Regions from separate parts of the Homo sapiens genome. Here region 1 is linked to region 2. The links are chromatin loops, found by intact Hi-C in ENCODE. Cell type or tissue: Caco-2. All regions are shown on one strand. Each heading gives the region's core, and the rest is flanking DNA. Links, peaks and the distances in the headings are about the cores only.

Region 1 (5,377 bases), core at 247-5,246, 130 kb before region 2:
CCTGATAGATTCTGGTTGTTAATCCCTTGTGGGAGGGATGATTTGCAGATATTTCCTCCTAGATAAATTCCACACTTAGAGCTATCCCATTTTTGACAAAGTCACCAAGAACATACACTGGGAAAGGACACTCTCTTTAATAAATGGTGCTGGGAGAACTAGATCTCCATATGCAAAAGAATGAAACTAGATCCCCATCTTTCACCATACACAAAAATCAACTCAAAATGGATTAAAGACTTAAATTTAAGACTGGAAACTATGGAACTACTAGAATAAAATGTTGAGGAAATGCTACAGGACACTGATCTGGGCAAAGATTTTTTGGGTAAGACCTCAAAAACACAGCAAAATAGGCAAATTGGATTACAAATTGGATTACATCAAGCTAAAAGCTAAAAAGCTTCTTCACCAAAAAGGAAACCATTAACAAAGTGAAAAGACAAGCTACACATACTGCTTTCTAACTTACATGCTTTTTAACTTGAAATCTGCTGGAAGAAGTCTCCATGAACATATAGGTCTTACATTACCTATACATCAGTTAACTTATACTCATCCTTCAGTTCTCAGCTTACAGGCTGCTTCCTCTGAGAAGACTTCTAAGTCTGGGTGAGTAGTCATGACTGGAATACTGTACTATATACTTAGAAATGCCCAAAAGCTTCCCAAGGGGGTATACAGGCATAACAGTCCCAAAGGAATCAATTTTCAGACCCTCATCTTTTAAATGTGTTTTTTTCTGAGGCTGAGCTGCCTAAGAACCAAACCACCTGCGAGTCAGAATCAGCTAGTTGGTTCCCCTTTTCTCCTTCCCTTTCACTGTTGCCCAGTTTCCAATTTATAAATAAAGATGTCTCCTAGCCAGGTGCGGTAGCTTACGCCTGTAATCCCAGCACTTTGGGAGGCCAAGGTGGGCGGATCACCTGAGGTCAGGAGTTCAAGACCAGCCTCGCTAAAGTGGTGAAACCCTGTCTCTACCAAAAATACAAAAATTAGCTGGGTGTGATGGCACACGCTTGTAATCCCAGCTACTCAGGAGGGTGAGGCAGAAGAATCGCTTGAACCCAGGAGGTGGAGTTTGTAGTGAGCCGAGATCACGCCATTGCACTCCAGCCTGGGTGACAGAGCGAGATTCCATCTCAAAAAAAAAAAAAAAAGGTCTTCATCGCCTATATTTATTACTGTCTGTTACCCTGAAGTGTAAATTCCCCTGAAACACTGAACAAATAAGCAGCTGTTTAAAATAGTAGCATTGTGAAGCCTGCCTTTGTAGGGCCATTGTGTCTTTTTCCATATTATTCAAATTTCTGTGAGACACACACACAAAAACAACAACAACAACAACAACAAACAAAAACACTTCATTGACCTGTACACTGAAGATGAGTGCACTTTATATATATATATGTTATACCTCATTGAAAAAAGTTTTGAAAAAGTATCTTAAAATTAACAGTATGTTTTCTGAGCATATGTGTTAAATAAGGCATATCTAGGTGAAATAATAACACATATAATTTTTTTAAGTCCTTTTGTTAAGCTTCCCAGGAATTAAGATTGTAGACCATTCTAATGGCTAGGTAGAAAATCATTTTTCAAGTCAGGTAGTCTCTAATTTTAGTACTTTATTTTTTAAAAAAAGATTGAAGAATCTAGGCAAGTACCCAATTATCAGTAAATTAATTATCAATCATTACAGGTATGAGAGCATTAGGGGTATGAGAGAAAAATATTTAAGAACCACTAAGTTATACATTCTCATGGTAACCTGAACTTTTTCCCTTACTTATCATAATCTATAAATACATGCCTATTGATATGATTATTTGATGTGTGTTTCTCCAACATCAAGTCTCATGGAAATAATACTAAGCATATTGTTTATCCACAGTGAATCTAAGTCAAAGATTCAGTAAGCAAGTGGATTACTGTGCAAGTGCTATTTGCAGTCCTGGGAGTAGATGAGATCATGCAGAAACAGATAAACAGAGAAGAGGATGGAACTCTGGAAAACAGCAGAAGATAACTCCTTTTAGTATAAAAACCGTCATTTGTCTTCGCAACTTTTCCCTTTTCCTTTCCTGCTTTGTCCCTAGAGAGCACAGTGTTTTGCACACAGAAACAATTTCAATGTTAAAATAAACTTTCTTCCCTAAACATAGTCTAAGACACAGAATACATAATTACTCTTAGGAGTATTCTTTTCAGGGCAATAGTTACCTTAGAAGACTGCACCTTGTTGTCTTCACTGTCTTGTAGAAGAAACAGATGTGAAATACTCAAGATATAGATAGTCCCATAGCCCCTTCAAGGAAGTTGCAAGTGATCTTTCCTCAGAGCCTGACATCGAAAAGTTAATTTTTTTTGTTATCACTCAGTTTAATAAATCATCTCTGAGTGCATCACGCACTATCATGTCACATGTTCTAGTCAGTGGTAAGAATGTTTTTCTTCTTGCTCCCATATCCTCTAATATGCTAAGATCAAGTCCATTTATTCTGTGTTTCTTCCACTCACTTTCTAAAACTTTAGCTCTAAATAAATTAACATTGATGACTTGCTTAGATAGTCCCTATCTGGTTGGACTTGGTTTTCTATCTTGTCAGTTTTTTATGTGGCCACCGGGAGGCAGCATGAACTTGCCTACTGATAATCTCTCTTGATGCCTGTACATCTGCAGTCATCCTGTCACTTTTTAAAGAAAGATGTCTTTTCTATTTAAGATGTAATTAAATCTCACCTTTTTTTAAAATAATACTTGGTGATAATGGGACATGGGGAAACAGAGATCATCATATGCTTGTGTTAGAATGTTAATTGGAGCAATTTGAAAATTACTTATCTGAAACCTTAAAATTGTTTATGTCCTTTGCTCTGGCATTCCCCTTCCCCACACTCACTCTCCCATTCCCAGCAATTTCTCTTTATGGAATTATTGCCATCGTGAGCAAAGACTTAGCTACAGGGACATTCAGTACAGCATGCTCATACAAACATCAACTAGAAACAATATAAATGTCCAACAAGAACACATTCTGGTCATATAATAGATAGCTCTGAGGCTGATAAAAATGATATTATTGAAATTTTTCTGAAAATGTGGTATACATATCACCAGATCTGGTCCACAAGACCATTGTAAGTGGGACATGAAAAGGAAGCATGCTTCCTTTTCACTGTATCTCTTATCTGCTCCCAGAAACAGTGTCCTGGCCTTGTGGCCTTCCTCCTAGACAGGCAGAAGGCTATGGCTTCCCATACACACCCAGGCTCTTCTCTTCCCCAACCTCCTCTAGGACTTCCTTATCCTATTCCCTCTCCAAGGCCCAGGTTTCATCCCACTCCCTTTATTTATTTATTTATTTATTTATTTATTTATTTATGTTTTAATAAAGAAAGCTGTAAAAGAATGTCATCTCCATCTGAAGACAACAACAAATCCAAATAGTCATTTATTTATTTGTTAGATTTCTCAGCAATATTTTGGAGATTTTATTATAAAGGTTTTGCACATTTTGATAAGCTTTTTCTTTTCTCAGACAGGGGCTCACTCTGTCAGCTGGAGTGCAGTGGTGTGTGATCATGGCTCACTGTAGCTTTGACCTCCTGGGCTCAAGTGATCCTCCCACCTCGGGCTCAAGTGATCCTCCCACCTCAGCCTCCCAAGTAGCAAGGACTACAGTCACATGCCACCACACCTGGTTGATTTTTAATATTTTTTTAGAGGTGGGATCTAGCTATGTTGCCCAGGCTGGTTTCAAACTCCTGGGCTCAAGAGATCCTCCTGCCTCCACCTCCCAAAGCGCAGGGATTACAGGGATGAGCCACTGTGCCTAACCTCCAATCCCTTTCCTTCCCACACAGCTCTTTCTGGTTCCCCAGCACAGCCCTCCAGGTGGTCGAGCAGCCAGCCAGCTCCACCCTCATTGCCTTCAAGCTCCTTTTCTTAATATTTCCTGAAACCCCCAGCTCTGCCCCTTCCCCTAAGCTCCTGTCTACCTTCTTGTCCTATGATGTGCTTGCCATATCTCTTAGAGAAAACCTGTCCTGATTGCTTTTTTTTCTTTTTTTTTTTTTGAGACAGAGTTTTGCTCTTTGTTGCCCAGGCTGGACTGCAGTGTAGCGATCTAGGCTGACTACAACCTCCGCCTCCCGGGTCCAAGAGACTCTCGTGTTTCAGCCTTCTCAATAGCTGGTATTACAGGTGCCTGCCACCACACCTGGCTAATTTTTGTATTTTTAGTAGAGACAAGGTTTCACCATATTGGTCAGGCTGGTCTCAAACTCCTGATTTCAGGTGATCCTCCTGCCTCAGCCTCCCAAAGTGTTGGGATTACAGGCGGGAGCCACCTCGCCGGCCCCTCCTCACTCCTCTCCTCCAGCCTCCCCTTTGTCCCTGGAAGTCCCCAGTTTCTTCTGCATGCCATTGCTCCACCCTTAGCTTCAGCACTCCCTTCCCCAAGCCTACAAAATAGACTTCTTTTATTTATTCTGGCCCTTTTATTTTCTACTCCTATCTGTTTCTTCCTTATAGCCCTCCTCCTCACTTCTAACCAAAGCTTCTTTGCCATTTAATATGTTTTGCAAGTAGAGCTTCCCCAAATATCTTGTTTGATTTAGGAAACAATCATAAATGTCATCTAGATATATTCCCAACTCAGTAGCGAGGATAAAGTGTTCACCTTTTTCTAACAATAGTCACAAATATGTGGCAGTCAATTTCTTTCTGTAAATGTATAGGAGCTAGTTAAATTCCTAGTTCAGAACGTATAAAATTGGTGAATTTCCCAAGGAGAAATTAAAAAGCAGTTAATATTTCCTATGAATTCTATGATTTAGAGAGTAGTTGGGAAACGAGAAATAAGACAAAATACAAGTAAATGTTTTTCTAAGTTCATTTAAATCAGATCCTAAATCTCACTTGAAATTCATTGTGGTCTTTGTGGAGAAGAATTCTTTTGGAAATTGGAAATTATTGGTTCATGGTTCATGTGTACTAGAGCAATATAATGTCTCTTATCAAGAATTGCCTTTAGTATGGAACATCATTTATTAATGTCATCCAGTCATGGGTCACATTATTAATGATGAAACAGAAAAGCAAGTCCCTTACATCCTATTCTCAAAGTCTTCTAAAAGTATCAATGTAAATTGAATAAAATCTACATTTTATGTATTTGAAATATAACAATGAGTAGCCAAAAAGATATACATAAGCATCTGACAACAGTGTGAAAAAAAAAGTTTTTAGTAATATGAATACACATCAACTTTGGCCACGTATCATTACCTTAAATCTCACAAGAAGAATTTTGAATATTTTTATCTACCATTATCAAAGATTGACTAGGTCTATATACCTTAACATTCTATA
Region 2 (5,377 bases), core at 265-5,264:
TGGGTGTGAGTTCCAAGTGTGCCACTCGCCAGCCATGGGGTCCTGGGACAGTCACTTCACCTCTCTGTTCATCAGTTACTTCATCTGTAAAATGGGAACTCAGAGAACAATAACATGCTCCAGATGAACTGAATGAGCCCGGGTCCTTCTATACCATCTAAGCTTTTCGCCTCTGTGACCGTTTCTTTTTATTCTCTATACAAAAATCCTCCAAGGCCCAGCAAAGAATGTCTCTTAGTCCTTGAAGACCCCCCGATCCCTGCTGAAGCACACCCAGGCCACGTGCTTGCCTTGATCTAGTTGTCCTCGCCTGTGTCACTCCCCAGGCCAAACTGAAATCAACCAGGCCCTTCCAAGGGGCTTCCCCTGAGGTCTCGTCAGTTTTCCTCCATGTCTCACCTAGTGGCTGGGTAATTGAAGGGCCTCCTCTTGGGGATTCCCTGAGTTTGCTGAAAACAATCATTCCCTTGCATGGATGCCTCTGAGACAACTCACTCAGCACTGGTGTGTGCTGCCGTCCTCTGACTGGCTAAGCACACACACTAAAGTGGCATTTCTAGGCTTGTTCTCTCAGAAAAAGGTTTGGATGGGAGATGGAAGGGGCTGCAGTTTCATGAGGCTGACTGAGGGCTTGCTGTCATGCTCTATTGAGTGGGTTTAGCCTCCACCTCTGCCTCCCCGTCCCGGGCACCCTGCCTCCCCACTCACAGGTCTGGCTGCCCATGCAGGGCTGACTCTTTCCTATGACAGGTACAGAGATAAGCCGTGGATGCAGGGTCTCCCCCTCAGCTCTGTGAATGGGGCAAAGCCATGATGCTGGGACGGAGTGCACATACAACCTCAACTCCCCAATAATACCAGAGGCAGAGAGTCATCCAAACATAGGACTAGCCCGCCCCTAGACTCCCCTTTCCTTCTCCAGACTCCCTGGGGCAGTAGGGGGCTGAGTCCTTGGGGGAGTGTAGGGGATAGAGTTTAAAGATAATTTCTCTGCTGCAAAAAAGAGGCACTTGTAAGCTAATTTCTGAACAAAACACAGCCCTGTCTCACTTTACGCGCTCACCATATCCTGTAAAGTTTGGGCATTTCCTTGAATAAATCAAAGAATATTTGAAATTTACAATATAAGATAACCTGATGGAGAATATTCCTGTAAAACAAAGTTTCCTCTTACCCTGTGAACCATTTTACCTAAAATGAGTCTTCTTTGCATGTCAGGATTTTTTGATGGAATTTTCTTAAATCAGGTTGGCCCTGAGCCAAGTCCTACTGAGGCCACTGGAAGATGGTGTGGAACAAAGGCACCGGGTGGCAGGAAGGATTTGACTCTGCTGTTCCCAAAACCCTTCTAGCCTGGGAAATAATCAATCAGGAGAAATCAAGGCAGTTCCTTGGCTTGTGCATGCAATGCATTTCTCTCACACTCACCCGAGATGGGCAAGGGAGCAAGAGATGTTTCTGTCACCTCATCCTTACTGACACATGCAGAGGGCAACATTTCCCTGGAGAGTCAGTCCCTGAGCCAGGCTCCACTCTCGCCTCCAGTGCAGGCTCCTCCTGCCACTTCGCATCACTCCATGCTCTGCTGCCCACTCTCAGGTGTGGCTTACTCCCTTTCCCCTCCTATGTAGGGGCACATCCTCCCCTGACTCTCTACAGAAACATTCAAGGTCCTCTCAAGTGCCACCTCCTCCAGGAAGTCCACTATGCAAGCTACACACTCTGATCTGCGGGCCCTTTCCTCAGTATGGGAATGAGTGTCTCTGTCCACTCTCACTCCAGTGTGAGGACAGGATTTGGTTGCATTCCCCCAGGAAGGTACAATGGCACACTCCAGCCCCAGAGGTGGCCTTGCATGGGGCCAGCCACAATTTAGCAGCCTGCAAATGCAGTCGAGTTTCCTCTTCAGCACCTTTGCTAACTGAGCTGTTGTGTAAAGAGTAGGTGAGGTGGTAAAGAGCTTGGACTTGAAGATTCGCAGACCTGAGTTCCAGTCCCAGCTCTGCCTCAGTGGTACCCTGTTGCATCACTTCCCTAAGCCCCCATTTCTTCATCTTGCAAAATAGCCCTCTCACAGGAGCACCTGGTGAACGCCGAAGGCATTGTATACCCAGAGCCCGGCACACTGCCCAGCACACAGTAGGTGCTCAGGAAAAGTGTGTGGAATGCCTGAATTATGGTCTGGAGTTCACGCATTCCTGAGCCAAGTAGTCACAGCCCCAGGGCTGTGTCCCGAGTCTGCCTGGCTTTGACTCCAGGAACAAGCTTGCTCAGCCACTGGTCCAGCACAGGCCAGCTCTCTGCACTATCTTGTTTCTTGCAGAAACTTTCTCTTCCTGGACAGAACACACGCTTTCTGTCAGCTTTTATTTCTGTGATGGCTTGCTTACGAGCAGGGCATTCTGTTCTAGGAATTTCTTGTTAAAATATTTCATTTAATTAAGTTTTTACAACCAGCTCTGCTTTGTGTCTGTCAGAAGGTAGGGGCCAGTGCAGACCTACCCTCAGCTCTCTGGGAGGCCAGGTCACAGAGACTCCGGGGAGAACAAACCCAGGCCTGAAGGCTGCATTCCTGGATCTCCAGGAATTCTCATCTACCCCAAAAGAGACGGGTTTGTCAGAAGATGCATCCCCACAACAGGCCCACTGGAGACAGAGGTACCACGAAGAATGTTGCCTGTCCCCACTCCATTGGGGTCTCTCAGCCTAGGGACTGCTCTGTGTCCGAGCCCAAAACAGTCCAGAGCAAGCGTGCTGTGCATTATTACAGCCTCCGCTTCGCATCCCCCGAAACTCCACCCAAGGCCCACACCTTGGCCTGTTCCTTCCCAGAACCCTTCCTCACCCTGTTTCTCTGGCCTGTTCATGCCCTGCTCAGGCCCTCCTTCCTGGGAGCCCTCCCCACCCCTCCATTACCTGCTCTCCTCCAGCCATGCTCCAAGCGGAGATTATACCTCCTTGCCCAACCCCATAGTCTTTCCACCTTCTCACCCTCAACCTTTGCACACTTCTGGGCCACAGCTGGGACACCTGTCTCCTCCACAGGCCAGGCTCCAGCCTTGCTAAGGAGGCCTCAGGAGGTGCTAAGCTCAACTGAGCATGTTGGTCCTTTTCCCACAGAGCCCAGCTGCCACCTGTCAGGAATTTGTGGTAATGGACGTGACAGAAAGTGTCCTTCTTCCCCACTTGTACCTTAAAAGGGTACAGACTATGTGTGCCTAGCAGGCAGAATATCAGGCCACTTGGAACAAGGTAGTGTGAGAGGGCCTGGGTGAGCAGGTGAGAAGGGAGTCTTGTGCAGGGATGTGGCTGCACTCAGTGCCCAGCACAGAGTCTTGGGAAATTTTCTTAGCACAGCAAACAAACTGCCTCCCTGTGAGTCTCCCAGTCTGGTGGAAAGCCGGGGGACCACCTTAAGGGGATACAGGAGGTGGGCTCTCATGGCCCATCCAAGGCTGTCCCCTGACCTGTCACAGGGTGGCTCTGGAGGCTGAGCGCTGCCTTCATGGGCTCCTTCCTCCCAGCAGGAGGTCTCCCAACTCCGCCCTGTACCTGGCCTAAGGGAACCACCGTGGCCCCTGGATAACTCCAGGCTCCTGGTGGCGTTGCTAAGAGGCCGGCTGCCACCTGTCAGGAATTTTTGGTCAGGGATGTGGCAGAATGTGCTGTTTTCCCACACTCGTATTTTAAAAGGTTACAGACCATGTGTGCATAATAGGCAGAACATTAGGTCACTTGTCTCACTTAGAACAATAATCCGTTTTGCTAGGGGTCAGGTTGACACAAAGAATCTGTCCAGACCAGGTCTCTTGATGGGACTTAGCCCTCCCCTCAAACTAATGAAATTTTCAACTCGTGGGTACTTGAGTTAATAAAGTGTGCCACACATCTGCTGGCAGAAGAAAGCCCTGGGGTTCAATTTTGAGATCACTGACATAATGTTTGAGTGGCTTCCTGCTGGCGCCCGGCGGGACACCAAATTAAGGAAAGCTGCACAATGAATGTGTGAGAAAAAACATTAGTGTATAAACACAGAGGCCAAGGAACCCTGAGGGGAGCGTGAGCGAGGGGAGGCCATGGAATTACAGAGGGAGGGTCGGCGGGGGCTGCCGCTGGGATTTCACGCCAGTGGCCCACAGGTAGAGAATTATTTTAAAGGAAATTGGCACCAACATGATCTTAGGTCAAAACGATGAAAAAACTAAAACCAGCATATTTTCAATGACTGTTGAATTAAGTGCTAAAGTATAATGTGAGTGGTTCAGAATGAAACAGAGAGCGGGAGGTGAGACTGTCAGACAGCCCCAGGAAAGGTTCCGTTCCAGGTCTGGAAACCCCTGAGAATCCAGACCCTTGGGCCTCTCCTCTGTCACTGCTCAGGCTAGGACGAGACCAGGACTGCTCAGGGACAGGAGGAAGGAGCCCATTGCCCACTGAGATGGAAACTCTCCACTGGCTTTTCCAGCTGTTCACACAGAGAAAAGCAACCTTCCAGTCCTTCAGCGTGTGAAAAGCCTGATGAGCTCTCCTTTCTGGTCACTTACAGACTCTGAAGAGGAAAGGGAAAGAGGATGGCCCTGATTATCTGTGTCTTCCCTCGGGGAGCAGGTGGAGGCCTTCTTCCTGCCATGGCCTGCCTCCCAGGAAACTCCACTGTGCTGCTTTGAGGATCAGACGCTGAGGTCAGTGTAAACCAAGGCTGGACCAGGAGAGCCCTTCCCCAAAAGCTGAAGAGTGAAGGGTGCTGGTCAGGGCTCAGGCTTCCTCCTGACACATTCCTGCAGCACCACCAGAATAGTCCTGTGTCCCCCAGACACAGATCTAGAGATCTATGGGGACTGGTAAAGGCCATACCTAACTCCTCCAGGCATGGCCAGCCCTCTGCCCCAGGCAAGCTCTGCTGGGACAGTAAGGTCAGAGTAGGGAGACCCCTGGTCACTTTTCCTTAGTTTTTCTTGTTCCCTCAATACATCACCTCCAGTCCCTATCATGAACCTTGGGGGCACACAGAGGAGCTGAGGGAGGTGAATACATGAGGATAAGCAAATGAGCTCAACACAGCTCTCTGTTCAGTGCCGCACACAGGAAGGGGCTCTGTGGCCAGCCCCAGCTGGCAGGATCCCTGCCCCCTGAGCAGCTGCCAGCCCTTCTGACATCTGGGGAAAAGGGCTCAGCAGATGTGCCTCCAGGGCTTTGGCAGAAGCCAGACCCCTTCCCTTTCTTTTCTCAGTGGGATGCCACCCCTTCACTCACTTCCTTGCCCCAAAAAGGCTCCCAGAGGCCCCCTCCTCTGGGACCCCCAATCTCCCAACCTGCAGACCTCCCCCTTCTCTAAGCCAACTGCCCTCTTTCCTCCTATTAGTTTGTCCCGTGCCCT

What was found. Hi-C counts contacts between places; a loop is a spot of excess contacts. Peaks named below come from ENCODE experiments on the same cell type or tissue, not always from the same donor. Only the 100,000 strongest peaks of a DNase experiment are listed, where the experiment ranks them.
Region 1: a loop joins it to region 2, with 4 times the contacts of the local background. A loop is called at or near these places in 1 of 110 quality-filtered maps.

What each region holds. Positions count from the first base shown.
Region 1 is chr2:21,115,750-21,121,126 of GRCh38, reverse strand. No RefSeq gene overlaps it. Among named protein-coding and RNA genes, the nearest start is that of TDRD15, 5.5 kb to the left of the region's middle. In Caco-2, for the core only: CTCF peaks have their summits at 2,431 and 2,645 (motif pointing right); a DNase peak (open chromatin) is centred at 2,636.
Region 2 is chr2:20,989,382-20,994,758 of GRCh38, reverse strand. No RefSeq gene overlaps it. Among named protein-coding and RNA genes, the nearest start is that of APOB, 52 kb to the left of the region's middle. RefSeq lists an enhancer at 4,885-5,377. In Caco-2, for the core only: no CTCF peak of the experiment used is centred there; a DNase peak (open chromatin) is centred at 2,237.